2 separate regions of the Homo sapiens genome follow, and region 2 is linked to region 1. A link is a loop called in an ENCODE intact Hi-C map of the cell type or tissue named here. Cell type or tissue: heart right ventricle. All regions are shown on one strand. Each heading gives the region's core, and the rest is flanking DNA. Links, peaks and the distances in the headings are about the cores only. Region 1 overlaps ACTMAP (actin maturation protease). Region 2 overlaps NUMBL (NUMB like endocytic adaptor protein).

Region 1 (7,312 bases), core at 1,890-6,889:
GCCTTGAGGAAACTGGGACATCCAGGGACCCAGGTGGGAGGGGAAAGGAGAGTGCCAGACCTAGGCTGGGGCCCTGAGGCTGAGGTTTAGTGATTGCCTGGCTGAAGAAAAGAGGGAGAAGCGACTTGCCAGGACTCACATTGAAACTCCAAGCTTTCCAGACACTTTTTTTTTTTAATGGAGTTTCCCTCTTTCATCCAGGCTGGAGTGAACTGGCGCCCACCACCACGCCCAGCTAATTTTTGTAATTTTAGTAGAGACAGGGTTTGTCATGTTGGCCAGGCTGGTCTCGAACTCCCAACCTCAGGTGATCCACCTGCCTCAGCCTCCCAAAGTGGTGGGATTACAGGCGTGAGCCACTGGGCCTGGCCTCCGGACACATTTATAACCTTCCCTAAATGCCCCCACTGAGATGAGGCAAATTTAATGCAAATTACAGCCACCTTTTACTGAATGCCTTACCCTATGTCAGGCGCTGTTGTGTTTAAATATTAATTTACTGAATCCTCTCAACAACCCCATGAGGTAGAAACTTTTATTGTCTCATTTTCCTGGTGAGAAAACTGAGGCTCATAGAAGTGAAGCCCCTTAGCTATAATGCCCCTTAGCTATAGTGCAGAAAGAGGAAGAGTCCAATTTGAACTCTGGCGGCAGGGCTCCAAGCTGTTTGTTTGTTTGTTTGTTTTTGGGACAGGGTCTTGCTCTGTTGCCCAGGATGGAATGCAGTAGCTGGATCACAGCTCACTGCAGCCCCAACCTCCCAGGCTCAAGTGATCCTCCCATCTCAGCCTCCAAAATAGCTGGGACCACAGATGTGCGCCACCATGCCCGGCTAGTTTTTTGTACATATATATTTTTTTGTAGATATAGAGTCTTGCTGTGTTGCCCAGGCTGGGTCTTGAATTCTTGGGCCCAAGCGATCTTCTTGTCTCGACCACCCAAAGTGCTGGAATTACAGGCGTTAGCCACCGCACCCAGCCTGGCTCCATGCTTATTTATTTATTTATTTATTTAGAGATGGAGTTTCGCTCTTATTGCCCAGACTGGAGTGCAGTGGCATGATCTCAGCTCACTGCAACCTCTGCCTCCCGGGTTCAAGCGATTCTTCTGCCTCGGCCTCCTGAGTAGCTGGGATTACAGGTGCCCACCACCACGCCTGGCTAATTTTTTGTATTTTTAGTAGAGACGGGCTGTCGTCTTGTTGGCCAGGCTGGTCTCGAACTCCTGACCTCAGGTGATCCACCTGCTTCAGCCTCCCAAAGTGCTGGGATTACAGGCGTGAGCTGCTGCACCCGGCCTCCATGCTTTTAATCATACTTATGTGGTATCATCTTTCATCAGGAGGGTACCCTAAACTAGGAACCAGGAGCTCTGAGTCCGCACCCCCCCAACACCCAAACCGAACCTTGCCTTCTTACCAGCCTTGGAATAGGAATAATAAGCATGGGCCGGGCACGGTGGCTCATGCCTATAATCCCAGCACTTTGGGAGGCCAAGGCAGGCAGATCACCTGAGGCCAGGAGTTTGAGACTAGCCTGGCCAACATGGCAAAACCCTGTCTCTACCAAAAATATAAAAATTAGCCGGAAATGGTGGCACACACCTGTAATTCTAGCTACTCGGGAGGCTGAAGCAGGAGAATTGCTTGAACCCAGGAGGTGGAGGTGGCAGTGAGCCAAGATCGCACCACTGTACTCCAGCCCGGGCGACAGAGCAAGACTGCATCTCAACAAAAAAAAGGAGGCCGGGCATGGTGGCTCACGCCTGTAATCCTAGCACTTTTCAGAGGCTGAGGCGGGTGGATCACCTGAGGTCAGCAGTTCGAGACCAGCCTGACCAACATGGAGAAACCCCGTATCTACTAAAAATACAAAAAAGGGCCGGGTGCAGTGGCTCACGCCTGTGATCCCAGCACTTTGGTAGGCTGAGGCGGGCAAATCACGAAGTCAGGAGATCGAGACCATCCTGGCTAACAGGGTGAAACCCTGTTGCTACTAAAAATACAAAAAATTAGCCAGGTGTGGTGGCGGGAGCCTGCAGTCCCAGCTATTCGGGAGGCTGAGGCAGGAGAATGGCGTGAACCCGGGAGGCAGAGCTTGCAGTGAGCCAAGATCGGGCCACTGCACTCCAGCTGTCTCAAAAAAAAACAAAAACAAAAACAAAAACTTAGCCAGGCATGGTGGCGCATGCCTATAATCCCAGCTACTCAGGAGGCTGAGGCAGGAGAATCGCTTGAACCCAGGAGGCGGAGGTTGTGGTGAGCCAAGATCGCACCATTGCACTCCAGCCGGAGCAACAAGAGGGAAACTCTGTCCCAAAAAACAAACAAACAAACAAACAAAAAGGAATGAATCCCTCAGGGCCAGACTATCTGAGTGGCCTCCCCCAGGGTACAAAGATTCACTATCAAGGTGATGTTTTAGGCCTTAAGCATGTTGTTACCTGGTTTTATTCAAAGTTCAGTTAAGGGATTTTCATTGTTGAACAGCCCAGGAAACAGACTTGAAGCGAAAAACAAATCACAGAGTTTGGAGCCTGGGCAACATATAGCATGATCTCATCTCTACTAAAAATAAAAAGAGTCGGGCACGGTGGCTCACGCCTATAATCCCCAGCACTTTGGGAGGCCAAGGTGGGTGGATAACCTGAGGTCAGGAATTCGAGACCAGCCTGGCCAACATGGTGAAACCCCGTTTCTACTAAAAATACAAAATTAGCTGGGCGTGGTGGCGCATGCCTGTAATCCCAGCTACTCGGGAGGCTGAGGCAGGAGACCCACTTGAACCCGGGAGGTAGGGGTTGCAGTGAGCTGAGATCGCGCTGTTGCACTCCAGTATGGGCAAAACGAGCAAAACTCTGTCTCAAAATAAAATAAAATAAAAAGAACTAGCTGGACATGGTGGTGCATGCCTATACTCCCAGCTACTCAGGAAGCCGAGGCAGGAGGAATAACTTGACCCTGGGAGGTCGAGGCTGCAGTGAGCTTTGATTGCATCATTGCATTCCATCCTGGGCAACAGAGCAAGAAAAAGAGTTGGAGATAGAGATACCACTTTGAGAAATTTCCTCAGATAAACCTGGTTGCAAAGTGCCACCCTTTGCTCCTCACCCTTCAATAACTGAGAGAGCGAGCAGGGAGCAGGCAGGCAGAAGGACCATTCCCACAAACCAGATGAGGAAACTGAAGCTTGGGGAGGGGAAGTCAGTGACTGAACCAGGAGCCGCCTTCAGCCTTAGGACAGCCAGGCCCATATTCCCTTCATCATCCCTGGATACGACCACTCCCAGCCAGACCTCAGGGTAGGGGGTGCTTCAGAGCTGGCTCCCTGGTGACTGAGCACGGCTCTGCTTCAGGTTCCGAGGTGACCTGCGGTGGATCCTCTTCTGTGCAGACCTGCCGTCCCTCATCCAAGAAGGCCCTCAGTATGTGCCCTGATGCGGGAACCCCAGCCCATCTGCTGCCTTTACTCTGCCCTTGCTGGGCTTCTTAAGGACTGATCTGGAGAAGAGGAGTGGATTGTCCCTGCTGGGAGGAGGAGGGAAGGAAAGGGGGAACTTTCCACTCAGGCTTCTGAGTGCCTGCATAGTAAACATAGTTGGGACATGCGAGGAATGAACGAATGAGCCTGGTCCATCTCTCTAACTCCACCTTGGTTCCTCCTCCCAGGAAGCTCAGGTGACCTCTCCCCCGCCTTCCACCCCCAGCCCTCCAGCCCTGGGCTCTCCCCTGAAGGGGAGTCAGGTCTCCCTCGCTGGCCTGGGAGAGGGGAGGGGGACTCCTCCAGGGCAGCAAACCTGTTCCCCAACTCCAGCTTCCAGGTAAGGGGGCTGTGACATAGGATTGACAGGCTGGGCCTCTCTGTCCCCAGATGCGGGCTGGTGGCCTTGTGGATGGCAGGTACTCTCCTGTCGCCCCCCAGTGGCGTCCCCCTGGAGAGACTCATACGGGTGGCCACGGAAAGAGGCTACACGGCCCAGGGAGAGATGTTCTCAGGTGAGCTGGGTGACTGCATGCTCCATCATCTCTTCATGAGGCTGGGACCAGAGAGGCTGGGTGGGATGCTGGCAGCCGTGTGTCAGGGTGTCTCATTCCATTCTTTGGGCCCTTCCCACTGCCCAGTAGAGCAGAGAGGTTACAAGATGGACTTGAGCTGGCTGCCTAGGTTGCAAACCCAGCTCTGCCACCTCTTCGCTGGGGCCATGGACAAGCCACTCACGCTCTTTGTGCCTCATTTTCTGCATTTGTACCAAGGGGTGGAAGGTCATGGTGAGGGTTGGAAGCATCGCCCACTGTGAGCCCTCAGCACGGTGCTGGGCACATGCAGCAAGCCCCCTCTGTGTGCTCTCACCCTGCAGTGGCCGATATGGGCAGGCTGGCCCAGGAGGTGCTGGGCTGCCAGGCCAAGCTGCTCTCTGGTGGCCTGGGCGGTCCCAACAGAGACCTCGTCCTGCAGCACCTGGTCACTGGACATCCCCTGCTCATCCCGTATCCCAGGGCCTGGGAGAGAGGAGGGCAGGGGTGGCAAAGGGTGGGTCCCAGGGCCACACCATCGTTTTTACCTTAATGCCAGCACCAGCTACGACGAGGACTTCAACCATGAGCCGTGTCAGAGGAAGGGCCACAAGGCACACTGGGCGGTGAGTGCAGGTGGGTTCCCCCTCCTTTGTCTGCACCCCTCAACCTGGGTCTCCCCGGCCTCCATTAATCCTCCTGACATTCTCACCCCTTGTGCTGGTGCCTCCCCAGCCAGGCTGGGCACTTAGCATTAGCACCGGGCAGGCTGGGCCCCAGGTGTCTGCCAGTTGGAGCTTCTACAAACAGAAGCTCAGAGCACAGATTTCAGGATCAGACCGTCTGGGCTCCAGGCCTGGCACAGCCTCTTCTAGGCTCTGTGACTCTGGGCAGGTATCATCACCTCTCTGGACAGCTCCTTTCCCCATCTGGAAATTGGGGGTAACAGTACCCACCTCATAAGGCTGCCTTGTAGGCAGAGCACTCAGCACTCTTAGAACAAGGCTTGGCCAGGCGCGGTGGCTCACGCCTGTAATCCCAGCACTTCGGGAGGCCAAGGTGGGTGGATCGCTTGAGGTCAGGAGTTTGAGACCAGCCTGGCCAACATGGTGATACCCTGTCTCTACTAAAAATACAAAAATTAGCCAGGCGTGGTGGTGTATGCCTGAAATCCTAGCTACTTGGGAGGCTGAAGCAGGAAAATTGCTTGGACCTGGGAGGCGGAGGTTGCAGTGAGCTGAGATCGTGCCACTGCACTCCAACCTGGGTGACAGAGCAAGACTCCATCTCAAAAAAAAAAAAAAAATAGAACAGGGCTTGGCGTGTGACATGTCTCTGTAAGTATTACCAGCACCGTTTTCATCATTCCCCCTGCCTGAAAGAAAGAAGGCCAGGTTGGTCCGCGTCAGGAGGTCCGGGGGAGGCTCCGCTCAGCTTCTTCATGGCTTTGTGGTCTTGACAGCTCCTCTTGGAGCCTCTTCCCTAAAGAGCTGAGGATGACCGGGTGACGGCATTTGCTTCATCTCATGCTGCCTCCCCACCTCCCCTGTGCTCAGGCCAGATGAGGCAAGACTTAAAACACCTACAGCTTTGGAGCCGGGTGCCACGGTGGGTCCAAATCCCAACCCACTGGCCACCACTAACGTCACCGTAACCTAGGAATGGCAGCTGCACCCACCCTGGAGGGCCGGGAGAGGGCGGAACTTAGTGAGCCCCAGCACCTGGTCCTGGCTCAGTCACTGCCACTCACCACCTTCTCCTCTCCCCCAGGGGTCCTGCTGGGTGTTCGGGCTGTGCCCAGTCTCGGCTACACTGAGGACCCTGAGCTGCCGGGCCTGTTCCACCCAGTGCTGGGCACGCCCTGCCAACCACCATCCCTGCCAGAGGAGGGCTCCCCGGGAGCTGTCTACCTGCTGTCCAAGCAGGGCAAGAGTTGGCACTATCAGCTGTGGGACTACGACCAGGTCCGGGAGAGCAACCTGCAGCTGACGGACTTCTCGCCCTCACGGGCCACTGACGGCCGGGTGTACGTGGTGCCCGTGGGTGGGGTACGGGCTGGCCTCTGTGGCCAGGCCCTGCTCCTCACACCACAGGACTGCAGCCATTAGCTGCGGCTGCGGTCTCAGGCTGCAGCCTAGCTCGGTAACCATTTGAAGTGTGCCTACACTTCTCCCACTGTGTGATGGCGACAAGATTGAAGCTAGGTCTCAGGGGTCTCCAGTCCTCCTTCATCAGGGCCACCCCCTGCAGTATTGAGCACCAGCTGGTCCCTCTAGGGAGAGATTGACAACAGCCCGGACCCTGCGGCCTGCCTATTCCATCTGAATGTCGCATCGTCTGTTTCTCACTAGGGGCCGCCTCTGTCATCTCACTAGACATTTGAGGAACCTCCTGCCTGGGCCCTCTGCTTCTCACAGGACAGGGACACTGAACTGCGTCAGCCTCAGCTCACCCCTCCTTAGCCCAAGGTCTTCCTCATGCTTGCCACCTACTAGTCATACTGGCCTTTTAGATCCCTGAAGTGTTGTTCAAATCCCCGGATCATTGAGTCCCACCCCCAGCCCTCTGCTGCGGATCACTCCTTAACTTTTCCATTGGGGCTCAGGTATCACTACCTCAGGGAAGAGTCCTGCAGCCCCAGTCAAGACACCCCTCCCCCACCTCATGTCTTCACAGTTTTAAAGCCCATCTGGGAGCAGTTACCTGTGCCAGCCCCTCTACCTGTGTTAGCAGATCTGGCAACCCTGTAAGGGGGGTGCTAGATGGACCCGATTTGACAGATGGCAAGACTGAGGCCTGGAGAAGTGGAATCACTGGCCTGAGGTCACATGACTAGCACATGGCAAGGTCAGGATTCAAGCTAGGTAGTCAGTATCTCAGCCAGGCTGTCTCCTGGCTCCCTGAACATTATGGTGCTGACCACAAACTTTCCTGTCCACTTATACAAACTTCTAGTGAGTGTGTGTGATTACTAGCTTCATGAATACCTGACCCCTCCACTCTGAAGGAGGAACAGGCCTGTCTGGATCACTTCTCTGTCCCTAACTGAGCCCATCTCATTTAGGGAAACTACAGAGCACTGTTGCTTTTTTTTTTTTTAGATGGAGTCTCGTTCTGTCGTCCAGGCTGGAGTGCGGTGGCGTGATCTCAGCTCACTCCAGCCTCCACTTCCCAGGTTCAAGTGATTCTCCTGCCTCAGCCCCCCAAGTAACTGGGATTACAGGCATGCACCACCATGCCTGGCTAATTTTTTGTATTTTTAGTAGAGACGGGGCTTTGCCATGTTGGCCAGGCTGGTCT
Region 2 (16,816 bases), core at 10,529-15,528, 72 kb after region 1:
TCCTCTGCTGCCCTCTGATCACCCCACTGCCTGACTCTCATACCCCTAAAACCCCTGACCGTGCGGCCCCTGACTTCTATGCCCTCTAGCCCCCATGCCCTCCTACGTCTGATTTCCCACCCTTTGTGTCCTCACGGCCCTGGGAATGAGGAAGCATCCACCACATGGACAAGAAGCCCTCCAATGCCCTGAAGCCTGTGCCCCATACCCCCCACCCCAGACCTCCAGCCCCTTAGCCCCATGGTTCTGAATCCCCAGTGCCCAACTTTCGCACTCCCCTGGCTTCTGTTGGCTCCTTTCCTCACTGTCCCCTGACTTGAGCTGCTGATCCCATGTGCGCTGCCAACTGACCCTGTAACCCCGCTTCCAGTTATCTTGTTATCTGACCCCATGCTCCCTGAGCACTGGTCCCTCCCCGTTGAGCTCCATACCTTCTGACCCCCACCCTTGACCCACATCACTGTCCTGTGTCACCAGACGGGGCGGGCACCATGAACAAGTTACGGCAGAGCCTGCGGCGGAGGAAGCCAGCCTACGTGCCCGAGGCGTCGCGCCCGCACCAGTGGCAGGCAGACGAGGACGCGGTGCGGAAGGGCACGTGCAGCTTCCCGGTCAGGGTGAGTGGGCGCGGCAGGGTGCGGCGGGGCGAGGGGGACGGGGGCCGCTGTGCTGTGCTGTGCGGGTGCGCGGCCTGGCTGGGACACCAGCCCAAGTCGTTTGAAGTTGGTGTTAAAAAGCGTGAGGCCGGCAGTCCTGGCTATCACGGTGAAACCCCGGCTCTACTAGAAATACAACAAATTAGCCTCGCGTGGTGGCGGGCGCCTGTAGTCCCAGCTACTGGGGAGGCTGAGACAGGAGAATCGCTTGAACCCGGGAGGCGGAGATTGCAGTGAGCCGAGATAGCGCCATTGCACTCCAGCCTGGGCGACAGAGCAGACTCTGTTTCAAAAAAAAAAAAAAAAAAACTTGAAGCGTAGTGGTGGCTAACACCTGTAATTCCAGCACACTGGGAGGCTGTGGTGGGAGGATTGCTTGAGTCAAGGAGTTCAAGACCAGCCTGGGCAAACACAGGGAGACCCTGTCTCTACAAAAAATAGGCACAGTGGCACGCACCTGTAGTCCCAGCTACTCACAAGGCTGAGGTGGGAGGCTCACTCGAGTCCAGGAAGGTCGAGGCTGCAGTGAGCCTTAATTGTGCCATTGCACTCCAGCCTAGGCAACAGAGTGATACCCAATCTTGAAAACAAACAAAAAACCAGAACACATTTTTTTGTACCAGCAAACTATTACCTGGAAGCCGTCATGTGGTGTAGCATTTGCAAAGCGCTCTACCGATAAGGACGTTCTGGTTTAGCCATACCCTACGCTTTTACATTCCTGTGAGGGGGAGAGCAGGATTCACGGCGTGGACTGTGGAGCTCAGCCCCTTCCTGGCTGGGTGATGACTGACCATGGTCACAGCCCCTCCACCACCTTACGTTCCCTTCCCTGGAAGCAGACTTTGAATGTGACGGCTTCATTTGGGAGGTGCAGGAAATGGTGTTGGGAGTGAGGAAAGTAAGGCAGCCAGTAAAGGGTGTGTTATTAAAACTGCAGCAGTGTGCAACTGAGCTTTCCCCTGGGAAACTCGAGGCAACAGTCATCCCACCTGCAGATGAGGGAGCTGGGGCTCAGGTACCCTAACTCCCTTCAGTCATTGTGGGGACTGGCCCAGGCTCTTTCTAGCTGCTTTAGGGTAGGCAAAGCAGCTTTGCATGGCCTGTGGCCAGTCCTCACGCACAGAGATGCAAATACTAGCTCTCGGGAGGACCACGGTGCCGGGTTAGGGCCCAGGGGTATAGCTAGACTGGAATCACTACTACGTGCTGTGCTTCAGTTTCCCCATCTGCATGTCTAGACCAGGAATGGGGTCTCCACCTTGTAGAGTTGAGATGCAGAATAAATGATTGCATACACATCATGTGCTTAAAATATTGTCTACTGCATGGCAGATGCTCAGTGGACACTGAGAATGAGTGATTACTGTGCTGTTTCATGTCCCCCCCCCCATTCCCTCCAACCCAAGTACCTGGGTCACGTGGAGGTAGAGGAGTCCCGGGGAATGCACGTGTGTGAAGATGCGGTGAAGAAGCTGAAGGCGGTGAGTGAGGGGGCTGCCATGAGGGAGGGGGCAAGGTCAGACAGGGAGAGGCACCCTGACCCGGCTCCTTTGTCCCCTTGCCTCCCTCCAGATGGGCCGAAAGTCCGTGAAGTCTGTCCTGTGGGTGTCAGCCGATGGGCTCCGAGTGGTGGACGACAAAACCAAGGTAGGAGGCCTGTGGGGGTGGACGCCAGGGGGCCTGTCTGCTCACCCTGCTGGAATCAGGGCGGAGGACACCTTCCCGCCTCCTCTGCACATCCCTCCCTCAGGGACCTTCTAGACGATGCCGTGTGCTCCCTCTGTCGTCATAACTCAGGAATAAATGCTGTGATTATTTGGGAACTGGCATAGGCTGTGGGTGAGAGAGACTGGAGCAGCTGCCTCAGCTCCGATCCCAGCTTAGGGACCCTGGGCATGAGATTTAACCTCTCTGAGTCTCAGTTGTGTCATCTGAAAAATGCAGATTATAGGCCGGGAGTGGTGGCTCACGCCTGTAATCCCAGTACTTTGGGAGGCCAAGGAGGGTAGATTACCTGAGGTCAGGAGTTCGAGACCAGCCTGGCAATATGGTGAAACCTCATCTCACTAAAAATACAAAAATTAGCTGGACATGGTGGTGTGTACCTGTAATCCTAGCTACTTGGGAGGCTGAGGCAGGAGAATCTCTTGAACCCGAGACTTGGAGGTTGCGGTGAGCGGAGATCATGCCATTGCACTCCAGCCTGGGCAACAAGAGCTAAACTCCATCGCAGAAAAACAGGGATTATAATAGACCCTACCATTAAGTGAGAAAGCATATGCAAGTTATTTGAAATGGTGCCTGGCTGGGAGGGCCCCTTGAAGCCAGGAGTTCAAGATCAGCCTGTGAAACATAGCAAGGCTCCATCTATACAAAATAATTTTTAAAAAAATTTAAATGTGGGCTGGGCACGGTGGCTCACGCCTGTAATCCCAGCACTTTGGGAGGCCAGGGCAGTTGGATCACCTGAGGTCACGAGTTCGAGACTAGCCTGGCCAAGATGGTGAAACCCCACCTCTACTAAAAATACAAAAATTAGCCAGACGTGGTGGTGCGTGCCTGTAATCCCAGCTACTTGGGAGGCTTAGGTAGGAGAATCACTTGAACCCAGGAGGCAGAGGTTTCAGTAAGCCAAGATCATGCCACTGCACTCTAGCCTGGGTGACAGAGCAAGACTCCTTCTGGGAAAAAAATATATATATATATTTAAATGGGGTCTAGTACATCGTAACTGCTCAGATCAATGAATGTTAGCCATTAAGTGTTTATTGTCACCCTGCCCAGTCAGAAGGAAGCACTATGAGGCCACAATCTAGGTATCTGTTTGCTCACCTTGAATCTGCTGCCCCCAGCCCAGAGACTGCCCTAGGAGGTGCCCAGGACATGCTGAGAGTTGGGTTAATAACAGAACAAGATCACCACCTTTGCAAGGCAGTTCCCTCAGCCCAAAATACTGTTCCTTGACTTTTTTTCTTAGTTAGTACCTGCTCCAGGAAGCCTTGCCTGACTGACCCCAAGCTGGCTTCTGCCATGCTGGCCCTGACCCCTCTGCCTGTGCCTCCATGGTCCTGGCCCTGACCCCTCTGCCTGGGCCTCCTTCATCACATCCTGGCTATGACTCTGGGCTGCCCATCTCGTGATGGGTCTGATCTTCCCGCTGACCTGGGAGCCCTCTGCAGGCAAGGCACAGGGTGTCTCAGTGACTGCTGGGTCCCCACCCTGTTCAGGACTGGATTTCAGCAGACACAGAGAGAATGTTGAGTGAACACTTGAAAGAGAGTTCACACTCTTCTCCTGGCCTCCCCGGCCCCTCCTAGGATCTTCTGGTCGACCAGACCATCGAAAAGGTCTCCTTTTGTGCTCCTGACCGCAACCTGGACAAGGCTTTCTCCTATATCTGTCGTGACGGGACTACCCGCCGCTGGATCTGCCACTGTTTTCTGGCACTGAAGGACTCCGTGAGTATTGCCACAGCTGGCCAACTCTTCCCTCCCATGCCCTGGCATCCCAGCCCCACCCCTACAAGCTTCCTGCATTCAGGCACATCACTAACCTCTGTGTGCCCAGTTTCCTCATCTGGAGAAGAAAGTATACTCACGGTTCCCAATTTAGAGTATTCACGTGAGGGCCGGGTGCAGTGGCTCACACCTGTAATCCCAGCACTTTGGGATGCTGGGGCGGGGGGATTGCCTGAGCTCAGGAGTTCAAGACCACCCTGGACAACATGGTAAAACCCCATCTCTACTGAAATACAAAAAATTAGCTAGGTGTGGTGGTGCACACCTGTAGTCCCAGCTACTTGGGAGGCTGAGGCAGGAGAATCACTTGAGCCCGGGAGGTGGAGGTTGCAGTGAGCCAAAATTGCACCACTGCACTCCAGCCTGGGAGACAGAGTGAGACTCCATCTCAAAAAAAAAAGAGTATTGGCCAGGCGTGGTGGCTCACGCCTGTAATCCCAACACTTTGGGAGGCCAAGGCAGGCAGATCACCTGAGGTCAGGAATTTGAGACCAGCCTGGCCAACCTGGTAAAACCCCATCTCTACTAAAAATACAAAAAAAGTAGACAGGCATGGTGGCAGGCGCCTGTGATCCCAGCTACTCCAGAGGCTGAGGTAGGAGAATCACATGTGGGGAGAATCACATGAACCCTGGAGACGGAGGTTGCAGTGAGCCAAGACTGCACCACTGCACTCCAGCCTGGGTGACAGAGCGAGACTCTGTCTCAAGAAAACAAAAAAAAAAAACTATTTGGGGATGAGAATGAAAGCCAGAAAAGAGCAGGACCATCTCCTGTGGGTAAAGAATGTGATGTTGGATGAATTCCTTCCTACTTCTGAAGGAAGTTTTAACCATTAAGCAGTAGAATTCCCCAAGTTCAACTTTTTTTTTTTCTTGAGGTGAAATTCACATAAAATTAATCATTTAAAAGTGTACAATTCAATGGCATTTAATACATTTTCAGTGTTGTTTAACCATTGACTTTAGCAGTCCTGAAACATTTTCATCACCGCTAAAGGAGACCCCATCTCCATTCATCAATTCACCCCGTCTCCCCACTACCCCAGCCCCCTGGCAACCACTAATCTGCTTTGTCTCTCTGTGGATTTACCTATTCTGGATATTTCATTTAATGGAATCATATAATATGTGTCTGGCTTCTTTACTTAGTGTAATGTTGTGTTTTTGTTTGTTTTTGAAACAGAGTTTCGCTCTTGTTACCCAGGCTGGAGTGCAATGGAGCAATCTCAGCTCACTGCAACCTCTGCCTCCCGGGTTCAAGCAATTCTCCTGTCTCAGTCTCCCAAGTAGCTGGGATTACAGACATGCACCATCACAGCTGGCTAATTTTATATTTTTAGTAGAGATGGGGTTTCTCCATGCAGGTCAGGTTGGTCTTGAACTCCCGACCTCAGGTGATCCGCCTGCCTCTGCCTCCCAAAGTGCTGGGATTATAGGTGTGAGCCACCCTGCCCGGCAATGTTTTTAATTAATTTATTTAATGACACAGCGTCTCTCTCTGTCATCAAGGCTGGTGTGCAGTGGTGCAATCTCGCCTCACTGCAACCTGGGTTCAAGCGATTCTCCCACCTCAGCTTCCTGAGTAGCTAGGACTACAGGCACACGCCACCATGCCTGGCTAATTTTTTGTAGAGATGGGATTTCGCCATGTTGCCCAGGCTGGTCTCGAACTCCTGGACTCAAGCGATCCAGTCACCTTGGCCTCCCAAAGTGCTCGGATTACAGGCGTGAGCTGCTTGTATCAGTGGTTCATTCCTTTTTTTGAGACGGAGTCTCGCTCTGTTGCCCCAGGCTGGAGTACAGTGGCACGATCTTGGCTCACTGAAACCTCCGCCTCCAACCTTCAAGTGATTCTCCTGCCACAGCCTCCCTAGTAGCTGGGATTACAGGTGCACGCCACCACACCTGGCAGATTTTTGTATTTTTAGTAGAGATGGGGTTTCACCATGTTGGCCAGGCTGGTCTCGAACTCCTGGCCTCAAGTGATTTGCCTGCCTCGGCCTCCTGGGATTACAGGTGTGAGCGACTGCAGTCACACCGTCTGATTCTTTTTGTATGTCAAATTTGTAGGCATTGGACTACTTCAGCATGCACACCATTAAGTAGAATTCGTATTTGTTTCCAGATTTTTTTTTTCTTCAAAGCGAAAGATATGATTGTCTTAGTTCAGGCTGCTATAACCAGATAGTGTAGACTGTGTGGCTTAAATGACAAACATTTGTTTGCCGCAGTTCTAGAGGCTGGATACCTGAGGTCAGGGTGTCAAATGGCTCATTTCTTGGTGAGGGCTCTTTTCCTGGTTTGCAGATGGATGCCTGCTTTCTGTATCTTCACCTCTCAAGGTGGAGGGGAGATCTCTTGTCTCTTTTTCCTTTTTAAGGGCATTAATCCCGGCCGGGCATGGTGGCTCACGCCTGTAACCCCAACACTTTGGGAGGCCCAGGTGGGCAGATCACTCGAGGTCAGGAGTTCGAGTCCAGCCTCACCAACATCATGAAATCCCATCTCTACTAAAAATACACAAATTAACCAGGTGTGGTGGCGCATGCCTATAATCCCAGCTACTTGAGAGGCTGAGGCAGGAGAATCGCTTGAAGCCGGGAGGTGGAGGTTGCAGTGAGCTGAGGTCATGCCGCTGCACTCCAGCATAGCATCAGAGTAAGACCCTGTCCCAGAAAAAAAATAAATAAATAAGGGCATTAATTCCATCATGAGGACCCCACCTCATGATCTAACATAACTTTTATTGTCTCTCAAAGGCCCACCTCCAAATACCAGCACATTGTGGATGAGGGCTTCAGCGTTAGAACTGAGAGAGACACACACGTTTAGTCTATAGCAATGCACAAGCCTTTGGTGTACAGTCAACGAATTTCGACAACTGCATACACCCATGTAACGAAACCCCTATCAATATCTAGAACATTGCCACCACCCGGTCATCCCCTCATACACTTTCCAGTCATTCCCCACCCCATAGGAAACTACCACTATTCTGACTTTTTTTTAGACAGAATCTCACTCTGTCACCCAAGCTGGAGTGCAGTTGCCCCATCATAGCTGCTTGCAGCCTTGACCTCCTGGGCTCAAGGGAACCTCCCGCCTCAGCCTCCCAAAGTGCTAGGATTACAGGCGAGAGCCACCACTCCTGGCCTGTTCTGACTTTTTTTCACCATAGAACCATAGATTAGTTTTGCCTCTTCTGGAATTTCCAGTAAGTGGAGCCACACAACAGGCTCATTGGTTTCTGGCTTCTCTCACTTGGAGCTGTCATTTCCAGCCCTTCCTTGTGGTGCAGATGAGCACTGAGGCCCAGAGAAGTGCAGAGACTCATCCGGGGCAACCCAGTACCTAGCGGCTATAACCCAGTGCCCCTGGCCCCTGTCCGCACTGCCCAGCGCCTCTAACCCCCCCGCCCATCCTCTCCCCATAGGGCGAGAGGCTGAGCCACGCTGTGGGCTGTGCTTTTGCCGCCTGCCTGGAGCGAAAACAGCGACGGGAGAAGGAATGTGGGGTCACGGCCGCCTTCGATGCCAGCCGCACCAGCTTCGCCCGCGAGGGCTCCTTCCGCCTGTCTGGGGGTGGGCGGCCTGCTGAGCGAGAGGCCCCGGACAAGAAGAAAGGTGGGTGTTGCCCCAAGCGCCAGCAGAGCACAGAGTGGGCACAGGGTACCCAGTATCAGGGGGCAGGGAGCTGCAGAGGTGCAGAGACTCAACAGTTTACAAAGTAGGGGATGCTTCAGGCCAAGCGCCATGGTTCACACCTGTAATCCCAGCACTTTGAGAGGCCGAGATGGGCGGATCGCTTGAGGTCAGAAGTTTGAGACCAGCCTGCGCGACATGGTAAAACCTCGTCTCTACTAAAATACAAAAATTAACTGGGCATGGTGGCCTACGCCTGTAATCCCAACTACTTGGGAGGCTGAGGCAGGAGGATCGCTGGAACCCTGGAGGCAGAGGTTGCAGTGAGCCGAGATCACGCCACTGCACTCCAGCCTGGGCAATAGAGTGAGACTCTGTCTCAAAAAATAAATAAATAAATAAAGCAACTTCCATGGAAAGAGTTCTCTGGGCAATATTCTAAGGGCGCACCAAGTGGTTTACTATCCACCAATTCGGGGCTTTTCGAGGCTTTTCTTTTTTTGTTTGTTTTTTTTTTTTTTTGAGACGGAGTCTCGCTCTGTCAACCAGGCTGGAGTGCAATGGTGTGATCTAGGCTCACTGCAACCTCCACCTCCCGGGTTCAAGCAATTCTGCCTCAGCCTCCCGAGTAGTTAGGATTACAGGCATGGCTAATTTTTGTATTTTTAGTAGAGATGGGGTTTCACCATGTTGGCCTCAACTCCTGACCTCAGGTGAGCCACCGCGCCTGGCCTTCTCAGGGCTTTTCAACCTGTGTATTAAGACCTGGGAAGCCAATTTGCTGTACTGTGGCTGGCATTTTTTGTTTTGTTTTGTTGTCTGAGTTGAGGTCTAATTCTGTTGCCCAGGCTGGAGTGCAGTGGTGCGATCACAGCTCCCTGCAGCCTCAAACTGCTGGGCTCAAGTAATCCTCCTGCCTCAGCCTCCATGTAGCTGGGAATATAGGCACAAGCCACAGCATCTGGCTAATTTTATTTTTATATTTTGTAGAACTGGGATCTTGCTGTGTTTCCCAGGCTGGTCTCAAACTCCTGGCCTCAAACGATCCTCCCACCTCAGCCTCCCAAAGCACTGGTATTATAGGTGTGGACAACTGGGCCCAGCCCATGTGGCTGACATTTAAAAAAATGAAATCAACCTGGGCAACATAGGGAAACCCTGTCTCTACAAATCATTAAAAAATTAGCCAGGCGTGGTGGTGCAACCTGTGGTCCCAGCTCCTCAGGAGGCTGAGGCAGGAGGATCACCTGGGCCCAGGAGGTAGAGGCTGCAGAGAGCTGCGATTGCACCACCACACTCCAACCTGGGTGACAGACAGAGTGAGACCCTGTCTCAAAAAAAAAAAAATTAATTTAAAAACAATGAAATAGAGAATCATAGAAAATATCAGAGTATATTGAATGGCATAAGGGTTAAATATAATTTAATGATACTTTTATTTGAGAGAGAGAGTGTGTGTGTGTGTGCACGCGTGTGTAAGAGGCTACCATATAAAAGATATCTCTTAACTCTGGATTGCCATCAAGAAAGTTTGAAACATACTTGGTAAAACTAACTTTCTAGGTAAATGGTTAAATACTTTGTAAGTTCTAAAACTCTGTGTGTGTGTGTGTGTGTGTGTGTGTGTGTGTGTGTGTTTAAAATATAATTGTATGTATGTCCTGAGTCACCATATAATTAATTTATTTATTAATTAATTAATTTATTTATTTATTTTACTGTGAATTTAAGTTCTTTGGGAAAACACTACTTAGAATTTACAAAGAATTTACCATTGGGAACTGATCCTGATTAAGGGAGACTAATGAGGTTTAACAGGTATTAATAGATGCGAGATGTGATCCTGAATTAGATCCTGGATTGTAAGGGGAAAAAAAAGAACATCTTTTTTTTGAGACAGAGTCTCTCTCCGTCACCCAGGCTGGAATGCAGTAGTGCCATCTCAGCTCACTGCAACCTCTGCCTCCTGGTTTCAAGACATTTATGTGCCTCAGCCTCCTGAGTAGCTGGGATTACAGGTGCCCGCCACCACGTCCAGCTAAGTTTTTTTTTTTTTTTTTTTTTTTTTTTTGAGACAGAGTCTTGCTCTGTTGCCCAGGCTGGAGTGCAATGGTGCGATCTCGGCTCACTGCAACCTCTGCCTCCCGGGTTCAAGCGATTCTCCTGCCTCAGCCTCCAGAGTAGCTGGAATCCCAGGCGTGTGCCACCACACCCAGCTAATCTTTTTTTGTATTTTTAGTAGAGATGGTGTTTCACCATGTTGGCAAGGCTGGTCTTGAACTCCTGGCTTCAACTGATCCCCCCACCTTGGCCTCTCAAAGTGCTGGGATTACAGGCGTGAACCACTGTGTCCAGGCATGCTTTTGTTGGATTCCAAAACATTTAACATTCACTACCTAAACTGACCCTCTCAGAGGCTTGGGAGGTAGCACTGAGATGTTTATCCCAGGTTTCTAGTTGGCAAACTGGAGCCCAGAGAGGGGAGGGGACTTCCTGAGGTCACACAGTGAGTGGAGGCAGAGGAGGTTTCCTGGTTCCAACCTGTCCTGGGCTGTTTCCACTGCCTTGGGCCAGGCCTGCATGGGTGCCCCATTGTGTCACGATGGGAGAAGCAGCACTGGGCGACATCCTTATGGGAGGGTCTCTCTGGGCCTGAGTTTAATCTCCATGGCATTCAGGCTGCAGCTCGGGGAGGCCCTGGTAGGAGGGTAGATGTGTGTTTGTGGTTTGGCAGGGGTGAGGGCAGCCCTGCCCTTGAAGAGCCTGCCTCTCCTGCTGAGTGGGGAGGTCAGGTTTCCTCCCAGAGTACAGAGAACAGTCTCAGAGTGGAGGGAGCCAGGCTGAGAGCCTGGAACAATCTGGAAAGCTTCTCAGAGGATGAAGCATCCAAGCCATGTCTAGAATGACTGGAGGAAGGGAGGAGCTACTTGAGGTGGGAAGAAGGCTGGGAGGTGGGAGACAGAGGGGAACAGACAGTGACAGAGAAAGACAACATGATATGGAGAGACAGGTCAGAGGGAGACAGGGCGGGCAGTCATTTGGAGCATGGGGTCCAGAGTCAGCCTGCCCCTTCCTAGCAGTAGGACTTGGGCACATCACACTGGGCCTTTGCTGGGTCTCAGTTTCCACATCTGTAAAATGAGAATCATATCAACCCCATGGGTAGTCGTGTGGATTGAATGAGTGAATACTTGAAAAGCATCTGGAACAATGCCTGATACGTTGTTCCAGCACCAAATCAGTGTTTGTTAAGTGATCAAAAAGGGAGATAGAGGGTCTTAGAGGGAAGAATGGTGAGAGCAGCAGGGCAAGACAGAAAGGGGCAGGAAGCTGGAGAGACACAGAGGGTGAGCCTGGGGGACGGTTTTCCAAGAGCCTCCTGGGGAAGGGGATCATGACTTGGGTGGGGGTGAGGGATATCTCAGGGCTTTGACTAGCTTGTCTTAAGGGCAGGACTCACTGGGCAAGGAAGGCAGCCTTGGAGAATGATCAAGAGAACCAGGTGGGAGAGGCCTTGCATGCCATGGTGAGATATCTAACCATCCATCTCCCCCATGTCTCCAGCAGAGGCAGCAGCTGCCCCCACTGTGGCTCCTGGCCCTGCCCAGCCTGGGCACGTGTCCCCGACACCAGCCACCACATCCCCTGGTGAGAAGGGTGAGGCAGGCACCCCTGTGGCTGCAGGCACCACTGCGGCCGCCATCCCCCGGCGCCATGCACCCCTGGAGCAGCTGGTTCGCCAGGGCTCCTTCCGTGGGTTCCCAGCACTCAGCCAGAAGAACTCGCCTTTCAAACGGCAGCTGAGCCTACGGCTGAATGAGCTGCCATCCACGCTGCAGCGCCGCACTGACTTCCAGGTGAAGGGCACAGGTGAGCCCTGGGCCCAGTGGGAAACGGCGTTGGAATCAATTGGCACTATCTGATGTGGGCAAGGGATGGAGGCGAGATGGTTCACACTGTGATTGATTTGCACTGTCTGCCATGGGCAAAGGAGAGAGAGTGGGAACATGTCATGATCGATTAGCAGTGGGCAAGGGAGAGGAAAGAGATAGCACAAATCAGGATTGATAAGCCGTGTCTGCTCTGAGTAAGGGATAGTAGAAAGGCATCACAAGTTATGATCAGTTAGCAATGTCTGGTGTGGTTAAGGAAAAGGAGAAAGATGACACACATCATGATTAGTTAGCAAAGTCGGCTATGGACAAAGAAGTCGGGCATGGATAAGGAAGTTTGCCATGGGCCAGGGAAAGAAGAGAAGCAACACCATTGGCCTGTTTTTGCTCAGGAGTAGACTGAAGCACTACAGGTTAATGCTCCCTCCCTCCAAGCATTCACCTATGAGATCTGGCTAGGTGAAGGATACAGGTATTCCTCAGGCTCTGAGGAAAGGAGGATTGTGATGGATTAGAAATGTCTGCCTAGGGCAGGGAGCATCAAGGGATGGCAAAAAAGGCATCACAAGTCATGATCAATTAGCAATGTCTGCTGTGGTTAAGGGAAACGAGAAAGATGGCACACATCATGATCGGTTAGCAGTCATGATCTCCATGCAGTGTGTGTCATGGGCAAGGGAGAAGAAAGAGTAGCAAGAGTGTTATGTTTTTACCCAAAGGGGAGACTCCCAGAATTTGGTCAGTAGAAACATGACATGCAGGGCACCAGTGAGCTCAGAGATCCCAGGGGTCAGGGGCATAGTGATGGATCAGGAACATTTGTTGTAGGCACAGAGTTGAGCAGAGGCAGTACCCATCACGAAAAGGAGCAGCACATCATAATTGATTGGCATTGTCTGCCATGGCTGGTGGTAAGAGAGAGGAGATATAAAGGTCCTGTTTTACTTGGAGGGAAGATGGAGTTACAAGGATCTGTTTCTTCTAGCACTTGGCCAGGGGAGCCATGAGGTCTGGACAGGTGACGGGTAAGGTGAGCAAAGAGCTCCGTGGGGGAAAAAAGCATTGTGTTTGATTACTAATGTCTGCCATGGGCCAGGGAAAGGAGACAGGTGGTGTACATCATGATCTAAAAGTGATGTCTAGCCAAGTGCAGTGGCTCATGCCTGTGGTCTCAGCACTTTGGGAGGCCAAGGCAGGCAGATCACTTGAGCCCAAGAGGGGCTCAAGGATCCCTTGAGGCAGATCACTTGGCTAAACCCTGTCTCTACAAAAAAATACAAAAACTAGCCTGGTGTGGTGGCGCATGCCTGTAGTCTCAGCTACTCAGGAGGCTGAGGAAGGAGAATTGCTTCAGCCCAGCTGCAGTGAGCTAAGATTGCGCCACTTCACTCCAGCCTGGGCAACAGAGTGAGAACCTGTCTCAAAAAAAAAAAAATTAAGAGCAATCTCTGCCATAGGGAAGGAAGATAGAGGTGGCACGCTACTGAGTTTTTGCCTGAGGGAGGCAGGCAGAAGGGCTGTCTTCCCCACCAGCAGCCAGTGAACCCATGTGGTCTGGCCCACTCTCTTGCTCCTGGATGCCAAATCTGCATCGCCTACCCGTTATGTCCTCGGGGATTGATGTGGGAGGGTGTTGAGCTGTATCCAGGAGGCTGGGCTGCTCCAAAAGGTAACCGGTGAGCAGATGCCAACCCTTGTTGAGAGTGACGCACGCTCCCTCCATGCCTGCAGCATTCCTGGGCCATCACACACCCTCACATTTGCTGTCCTTAACGCAGCCTGACATCAGGCACACTCCCCAGGCTGTCACACGTGCTCCTGAGAGGTGGCAGGAGCTCCAGGCTTTATTTGGAAGCCTCACACTCCTGTGGCCAGCTGCACGCTTATTTGGATGTGACTTGCCACACAGAAATTTCACATACTCACATAGACATTGCACCCCCCCACACACATGTCACACATGCTCAGAAGTCACAAACTCACAGTCAGGTATACTCTCAAGTCACACACACTCCAAAATCACAGAGTCAGAAGTCACACATGGCCAGACGTGGTGGCTCACACCTGTAATCCCAGCACTTTGGGAGGCTGAGGCAGGAGGATCACTTGAGCTCAGGAGTTTGAGACCAGCCTGGGCACCACAGCAAGATCTCATCTCCACAAAAAAATTTTAAAAATTAACCTTTATTGTTAACCAGGTGCAGTGGCATGCACCTGTAGTCCCAGCTACTCAGGAAGATTGCTTGAGCCTGGGAGGCGGAGGTTGCAGTGAACTAAGATTGTGCCACTACACTCCAGCCTGGGCAACAGAGCGAGACCCTGTGTCAAAAATAAATAAATAAATATTTTTAAAAAAGAAACACACTCAGATTTACACACCTTCACAGACCACACACCCAGATTTATGCAAACTCCAAAGCCACATGTGCAGATCCATGCACACCTGCAAACACACTCATACATCACACGGCAGATGCACTCACACCTGGGAGTCACGCATCAGGACGCCACACACCCGGACCCCAGTCACACTCTCAGAAGCTGCATTCCTGTTTGGACGAACATGCACAATCATTGTCGACATTGGCTGTCCCACCCGGGCGCCCCCGCAGCACACCTGCAGACTCCTACGGCCAGTTCTGATGTTCACTGGAGCATCTACATGGTCCCTTGGAGACAGCCATTGGCTAAAACATCACAGACATGTGTCACACACCACACATGGGAGTCCTTAATTGTTTATTTGGATGGTACCTTTGCTCATCACAAGCCCTCACGGGGCCGCCATGCCTGCTCAGTGTCTCCTGCCTTGCTGGCACAGGTGTATCTCTGCTCTCATGATGTTTGCCATAGATCAGCCTGGGTGGGGTGGACAGGACCCCACTTCTCTGCCCAAAGCTGGACAAATGATCCCCAGCCAGTGAGCGGCCATGCCACAGCCCATTCAGACTGGGCCCATGTCCTTGCCATGCACGTGGTTGGGCATATTTTTAAACTAATATATGTTGCTAAGTGTTTTAGACAACTCTTCTGGTTTGTGGCCACACACAAATCTTGAGGTCCTTGGTTTGGGGTCCCTGTTACTGTCAGCCGTCAAATGTCACACACTAACTCAGTCGTTCTGCCGCTCAGATGTGACACACACATATGCACAGTTATTTGGCGGTCATGGCCACTTAGTTACTACAGTGGGAAAGGATCCAGGTCAGAAGAGAGGGCCACCGAGGGCGGGGGGTAGAGGGCGGGGCTGCGGCAGGGTCTGGGCCTGTTTGCTGACCTCTGTCCTGCCCTGCTTCCCAGTGCCTGAGATGGAGCCTCCTGGTGCCGGCGACAGTGACAGCATCAACGCTCTGTGCACACAGATCAGTTCATCTTTTGCCAGTGCTGGAGCGCCAGCACCAGGGCCACCACCTGCCACAACAGGTAAAGCCAGGCTTTCTGCTGGGCAGACACCCTGCATGTCCCTCCTGTATCCCCTCCTCTATCCAGGGCTACCCAGACACTCCAGGGGTCTTGGGATCCTACAGGCTTAGAACCATGGATCACCTCAGAGCCAGGGGATCATCCTACAACCATGGATCATCTTAGAGCCATGGGATTACCTGAGAATCATGCGATTACTTTAGAACCATGGATCATCTTAGAGCCAGGGGATCATCCTAGATCCATGGATCATCTTAGAGCCACGGGATTACCTGAGAATCATGCAATCACCTTAAAAGCAGGGATCATCTTAGAGCCAGGGGATCAGCCTAGAACCATGGGATTATCTGAGAATCGTGTGATCATCTTAGAGCCATGGATCATCTTAGAGCCAGGGGATCATCCTAGATCCGTGGTTCATCTTAGAGCCATGGGATTACCTAAGAATCATGTGATCACCTTAGACCCAGGGATCATCTTAGAGCCAGGGGATTATCCTAGAACCATGGATCATCTTAGAGCCATGGAATTATCTGAGAATCATGTGATCACCTTAGAGCCATGGATCATCTCAGAGCCCTTGATCATTTTAGAGCCACGGGATCCCCTTAGAACCATGGGATCATCCTAGAACTATGGATCATCTTAGAGCCATAGGATCACCTTAGAAACACAGATCATCTTAGAACCAGAGGATCATCCTAGAACCAAGGATCATCTTAGAGCCGTGGGATTACCTGAGAATCAAGTGATCACTTTAGAACCATGAATTATCTTAGAGATACGGGATCATTGTAGAGCCACGGGGTCACCTCAGAGGCATGTGCTCATGCTAGAATCTTGGGATCACCTTAGAGCCCAGAGATCGTTTCAGAACCATGGAATCCTTGAGAACCATGTATCATCTTAGAGCCATGGGCTTATCCTAGAACCACAGGTGCACCTTAGAATCTCAAACACTGTAAATGTAGAACTCGAGAATCTTAGAAAGCCCAACCCTAAACTGTCAAACCTTACTATGTTAGGATACTATTATACATGTGGAGAAAGATCCATGCAATCTTAGAATCTTAACTCCTAAAACAATACATTCTGAAGGTATTAGAAAATCAAGGGTGATATTCAAAATAGTGAATACCAGCTGGGTGTGGTGGCTCATGCCTGTAATCCTAGTACTTTGGGAAGCCGAGGCAGGGGGATTACTTGAGGTAGGAGTTCGAGTCCAGCCTGGGCAACATGTTGAAACCTCGCCTCTACTAAAAATACAAAAAATCAGCCGGGCGTAATGGTGCGCGCCTGTAATCCCAGCTACTCAGGAGACTGAGGCACGAGAATTGCTTGAACCTGGGAGGCAGAGGTTGCAGTGAGCCCAGATAGGGCATCCCTGGGCAACAGAGTGAGACTCTCAAAACGAACAGACAACAAACAAAACAAAATAGTGAATCCTAGGCTTGGCACTGACCAGTCAGAAGGGTAGTGGGGCTAGGAGGATGTCAGTCCTACTTAGACTTTCTCATCATAGGGCCTTAGAAGCTCAGAATTGTATGTTCTTAGCACTCCAGAACCATTACGTGGTCCAGAATGGTGAAGTCACTCGCCTGAAGTCAGCAAGCTCGGGAGGTGCAGAGCTGGGATTCAGAGGCAGGCGGTCTGGCTCCAGAGTCCGTGCTCTGATCCCCA

Evidence for each region. Hi-C counts contacts between places; a loop is a spot of excess contacts. Peaks named below come from ENCODE experiments on the same cell type or tissue, not always from the same donor. Only the 100,000 strongest peaks of a DNase experiment are listed, where the experiment ranks them.
Region 2: it touches region 1 in a loop (2.3-fold over the local background); 22 of 110 quality-filtered maps call a loop at or near these places.

Annotation. Positions count from the first base shown.
Region 1 is chr19:40,741,241-40,748,552 of GRCh38, reverse strand. ACTMAP (actin maturation protease) reads left to right here. Exons shown (of 6, transcript NM_198476.5): 2 at 3,355-3,423; 3 at 3,870-3,994; 4 at 4,357-4,486; 5 at 4,578-4,648; 6 at 5,783-7,312. The coding sequence ends at 6,120. Among named protein-coding and RNA genes, the nearest start is that of ACTMAP, 5.6 kb to the left of the region's middle. RefSeq lists enhancers at 2,579-3,544, 3,545-4,511. In heart right ventricle, for the core only: a CTCF peak has its summit at 3,929 (motif pointing left); no DNase peak of the experiment used is centred there; H3K27ac peaks cover 2,567 bases.
Region 2 is chr19:40,668,218-40,685,033 of GRCh38, reverse strand. NUMBL (NUMB like endocytic adaptor protein) reads left to right here. Exons shown (of 10, transcript NM_004756.5): 3 at 478-617; 4 at 2,066-2,140; 5 at 2,232-2,306; 6 at 3,977-4,117; 7 at 7,613-7,802; 8 at 11,385-11,690; 9 at 15,014-15,136. Among named protein-coding and RNA genes, the nearest start is that of NUMBL, 14 kb to the left of the region's middle. In heart right ventricle, for the core only: no CTCF peak of the experiment used is centred there; a DNase peak (open chromatin) is centred at 13,431; H3K27ac peaks cover 1,233 bases.